2 separate regions of the Mus musculus genome follow, and region 2 is linked to region 1. A link is a loop called in an ENCODE intact Hi-C map of the cell type or tissue named here. Cell type or tissue: left cerebral cortex. All regions are shown on one strand. Region 1 overlaps Dst (dystonin). Region 2 holds the start of Ccdc115 (coiled-coil domain containing 115).

Region 1 (2,500 bases):
GCCGCTTCTGAAAGCTGCCTGGAGTAGGCATGCTTTAGAGAAGGTATACTTGAACATGAGAAAGCCCAAGGGATAAACAGGAGTAAACCTGGATGCTAGGTACATGGCTAACATTTTCCTGAGGACAGACATCCTCGAAAGGGGACTCGGTGCTTCCTCAGGCTGGATCTGAGAGCCACTGGCCAGATCTAGACTAGCAGAAAGCTTCCTAGGTCTAGCTCAGAAGGATCCTAGTTGACTTTTTAAATGGGTGTGGTTTACATTAATGAAACTAAGTTGCAAGAACCTGAGCGAGCTGTGTGTCCGTGCAACAGGTGCTGGCCTGGGCGAAGCAGCACCAGCAGAGGTTAGCAGGGGCGCTGGCTGGGCTCATCGCCAAGCAGGAGCTGCTGGAGACTCTGCTGGCATGGCTACAGTGGGCGGAAACCACACTGACCGAGAAAGATAAGGAAGTTATCCCCCAGGAGATCGAAGAGGTGAAAACCCTCATTGCAGAACACCAGGTAAAGAAACTCAATCCATCCCCTCGGGTGTCTCCTTTCTCTTGTTGCTAGGCTTCTCCAACCCGTTCCCAGACTAGTGAGCCTCTTGGCCCGCAGCTGCATTACAGCTGGTCTTATTTTAACTTGACTCTCCCTCTGGGCGGTCTGATCTCATTGCTGTGGCCCTGGCCTGCACTTACTTCCTTGTTTCCTATCTGCTTTTCCTCTGTCTTCTCAGATGAACAACCATGAATATTCCAAATGCAGCCTACTTAGAAAGGGGGTGCCTTCTCGTCCTCAGAGTGACTACTCACCCTGAGCACCCCACCTGTTTTAAATGCTGAAATGATGGCTTTCTATGTGCCCTGATTCATAGAATGTTTACTGGAGCTGGAGATATGGCTCAAAGGTTAAGAACACTTAGGAACTAAATTCAGTTCCTCAAAACCACATGTAAATTCAGTTTCGGGAATTGCAGCTCCCTCTTCTGACCTCTGCAGGCATTACACACAGGTGGTGTATATATTGACAAGCAACAACATACACACACACACAAAACTAAAAACAGAATTTTAAAATGTTAAATCTGTGTTATTGGTATCTACCTGTCCCAAAGTATCTCAGGTTATGTGGATATTATAATTATCACGGTGGCTCAAGTTTCCCAACATAAGAAACATTTGTCTGCCTTATGTTTTCCCGTCACTTTTGACCGCAGCCTCTGCCTTTCCTCAGCCAACATACCCAACGTGTAGGGACCAGTCGGCAGTAACAAGAAGCCAAGGAGATGCAATGAGGAGTAGCAGGATACTGAGCCTTTACAAATGTAACTTTTTAAATGTACCGCACTAATCTCACTGCTCCCTGTGACCAGTAGGAATCTCTGTGTTTAACATGGCCATCTTCCACCACTGTGTGCAAAGCAATTCAAGTTTTTTAAACTGTGTGGGAAGAATGCACGGCATCAGGAACATGTTCACTTAAACCCCTGGTGGAAGACCTTGGAAATTCAGACGGAGTTGATGCCGATAGCTAGGATGGCCTGCAGATGTTGTTTTTTCTGACTGAAAAGTGACAGTTTTGTTTTTTATTTGAACTTGCCTTTGGTCCGGTGTCAGGCTTTACCTTCTCCGGAAATCATTGAAAGCGCCAACTGTCACAGTTGCTTAATGGGATAATCCTTTAAAAATAATGGCACAGCCCTTTCACCCGGGGTTTTAATCTATACCGTGATTTAATTGACACCGTTTTCCCTTTCAGACCTTCATGGAAGAAATGACCAGAAAACAGCCCGACGTTGATAAAGTTACCAAGACCTATAAGAGGAGGGCCACTGACCCTCCCTCGTTACAGTCTCACATCCCCGTCTTGGACAAGGGACGAGCCGGAAGTAAGCTGGGGGCAGGTTATTTAAAATAAAGGTGGCTGAACAAGCCAGTTCCCTTTCTGTTTGACTTAGCGTTTGAAGTCTGAGAGAAAGCAGAACTCCATGTGAGCAGTCCACTTTTAAAGGTTTTCTAAAGAAAATGTGGCCTTTAAGGTTTTTTTTAGCCTTGTTTGTTTGTTTTGAAGTGAAATAAAAGGCTGCACTTAGGTACCTCTGTTTAACTTTGTTTAAAGTACACCTCTCAGATTGGAGAAGAAACTGGGGAAGGCTACAAGGACCCAGACCATCACCTCTTGGAAGCACATTCTCCTCTGGTGTAGAAGTAGCGACCAACCAGAGCTGACCCTGGTCTGGGTGGAGGGCAGGCTTGGGCTCTGTTGATGCACCTGTGGCTGCCTCGCTCTTTACTAATCCCCTAAGAGTCTAACCCCCAAGACGGCATTCAGAATGGTAGCTGTTAGCCGAGAATGTTAACAAGCACAGTCTACAATGTAGTACATTTTGTATATTTTTGAATGGTGTATTAGCTAGTTTGTTTTGGTTTTGTTTTGTTTCTAAGTGGGAGCAGAGCTGCTGTGATTGCTATGCTCTCACGGAAACCAGGAGATTGTATAAATGAAATGTGGGAGGC
Region 2 (2,500 bases), 150 kb after region 1:
TCCCTCCTTGTGGTTTGACCAGATGCTGTGAACCAATCAGCTTAAACGCCAACATTCCTTTAACCCTCTTACCCAACCATGTTATGTCAAGGAGGCTTGGAATACACCCCATTCCCTTAGACCTCCTCGGGCGGCTCTCCTATCCTGTTACTTGAACCCTACCTATCAAAGTATAAGAACCCCACCCTCCCACACCCCCGCCCCCCAGACATTCAACTCTCCAGCTCAGACGCTCTCCATTAATCAGATTCCGAATGAAGCAATTTCCTTAAATGTTCAATGAGTTTTGTCTTTAGCGCTGAGTAAGGGCTGACAGGTGGAAAGGAGACTTACATGCTTCGCTAGGCCCCACTTCCTCGGGGGTCTGGGCGTCAGCTTTGATCACCCTGAAGGTCTGGGGTCCATCCTGGGCCTCGCTGGGAAAAAAAAAAAAAAAAAAAAAAAAAGGGAAGTTGGATCTCTGGCCGCGCCGGCCTAGGTCCTGCCCATCCACTCTCCAAGGGGGGGGGGGGGGGGGGGCGCTCACCTGGCACGCACGCAGACCTGAGGCTCCATACGCGAGGCATACTGCAGGGGTCCTACCGACTTGGCTCCCATGGCATAGCGAGCCTTGGCAAGTGAGAGCCAACCCTGGGGAGACAGGAGAGACTTGAGACTGTTTTCCCTCCCTGTGCCCGCTTTCTATCCCTCCTTCCATTCCCCGTGGCCCACCTCCTCCACCCTGGCGTTCAGCGCCGCCCGCTTCGCCTCCAGTTCCTCCAGGTCACTGAGCAGCTGTAGGCACTTGGAGTCCAACTCCTCTCGCAGAGCCTGGACCGCCATGGCCCAGCCAGTCTTGGGACACGCGCGGATGGGCGGAGCCACTTCCTTCCAAGCCGCCGAATCACTGCGCGGCCATGTGCATGACAGCCAATAAGCGCTCAAGATCCGCCCTTAGGGGGGCAGTACTAATCGTGACCCGGAAGTCAAAGGCTTCAACTTCCGGGTGATCCCTGTCACCAGCCAGGACGCGGATTAGCGCCTGGAGCGGGATACTTCTCGAATCCGATGGCTACCAAAAGTCGGACCTTAACTTGAATCTAGGAAGCCATGCGCACAGTTCCTGCTTTTACTCTTCGCTAGCCTGCTGCCTGACCAGCTCAAGCACCGGTGAAGCCGCAGACGGACTAACTAATCAGGACGGTCTTAGACCACGTGACATCCCAAATCCGGGTAATTAATTGGTTGCCCGTCTGACCAATCACCTTGCGACGCCCTCCTCCATTCGCCATCTTAAGATGGGGCACTCTGACCGGCAGTGGAATCGAGTGAAGCCTCTAAAGGCCTTTTTGGTTGAGGGCGGAAGTGATCACTGCGTGGTGCCAGCAGCGCCAGAAGAGTTGGGACTCGTGAGGGAGCGGCGCTCATCATGGTAGGATGTTTTGATTTCCTGTTCTGGTTTAGCGGGAAAGAAGGGGACTACGGGAGGGCTGAGTTGTGGTCCTCGGTGCTCCGAAGTGGATGGTGACCCTGTGTGTTCTCTAGCTCCGTCGGGAGGCTCGCCTGCGCCGCGAGTACCTGTACCGCAAAGCCCGGGAGGAGGCGCAGCGATCCGTTCAGGAGAAGAAGGAGCGAGTCAAGCGTGCTCTAGAAGGTAAGGCCTCCCTGTGCTGGTGGGTTACAAGTCCTTGCTCGAGCATACTACACGGAGGTGTAAACGCATTTGAACTTAATGTATTTGTATCAGGGTGGCTGGTCATCTTTCCTTTCTCTGCTCGTTAGGTAGGACCTCACTGCTCACTGGTTTCTGAATGATCCCACCATGTGATAGTATGGCCGTTTATGCTACAGTTGCCCATGTCTACAGGTTGATTGCCAGTTTTGCTTACAGAATATCTAGTTTTTATTTAGTTTTAAAACATTGCCTCTGTCGGGTGGCGGCGGCGCACGGTTTCAATCCCAGCCCTCGAGAGGCAGAGACAGGCCGATCCCCGAGTTCGAAGCCAGCCTGGTCTACATAATGAGTTCCAGTACAGCCAGAGCTAAAACAGAGAATCCCTGTCTCGAAAAACCAAAAACCAAACCAAATCAAGCAACAAACCAACAAAAAACCTTTGCCTCATCTAATTGATTCCCATCTTAGGGAATGGGTCTGCAAGAATCCTTGGTATTTGTTTTTGTTGTCTTCTTCAAAACAAAATTAGAAAAACCTGTTATTGATTGTTATAATTGTCTTGCATTTTAATTCTTCTTCCATTTAGAATTTGACATTCGTTTTACAGGTTAGTTTAAAACTTTGCCTTACATTAATTCACATTTTCATTTGCCCTAATAAATGAAGATCCTCTATCACAGAGCTTAATTGGAAATGTTCTATTTATCCCTATTTTGCTTTTGTATCTAAGGAACTTCATGTCTCCCGCCTGATTGATAGTACAATATCCCTGGTGCCAGTAATTAAATTCCGTTCCTGTAATTTAGGACTATAAAGTATATGTGTGTCATGTAACGTTTTTTTGAG

What was found. Hi-C counts contacts between places; a loop is a spot of excess contacts. Peaks named below come from ENCODE experiments on the same cell type or tissue, not always from the same donor. Only the 100,000 strongest peaks of a DNase experiment are listed, where the experiment ranks them.
Region 2: a loop joins it to region 1, with 2.2 times the contacts of the local background. A loop is called at or near these places in 2 of 42 quality-filtered maps.

Annotation. Positions count from the first base shown.
Region 1 is chr1:34,290,045-34,292,544 of GRCm38, forward strand. Dst (dystonin) reads left to right here. Exons shown (of 103, transcript NM_001276764.1): 91 at 315-503; 92 at 1,743-1,872. Among named protein-coding and RNA genes, the nearest start is that of Gm26788, 110 kb to the left of the region's middle. In left cerebral cortex, a CTCF peak has its summit at 980 (motif pointing left); a DNase peak (open chromatin) is centred at 489.
Region 2 is chr1:34,438,517-34,441,016 of GRCm38, forward strand. Ccdc115 (coiled-coil domain containing 115) reads right to left here and starts at 1,156. Exons shown (of 5, transcript NM_027159.2): 1 at 712-1,156; 2 at 527-630; 3 at 334-416. The coding sequence starts at 822. It overlaps Imp4 (IMP4, U3 small nucleolar ribonucleoprotein), which reads left to right and starts at 1,313. Exons shown (of 9, transcript NM_178601.3): 1 at 1,313-1,411; 2 at 1,525-1,633. The coding sequence starts at 1,409. In left cerebral cortex, a CTCF peak has its summit at 1,560; DNase peaks (open chromatin) are centred at 928, 1,228 and 1,565; H3K4me3 peaks cover 2,199 bases; H3K27ac peaks cover 717 bases.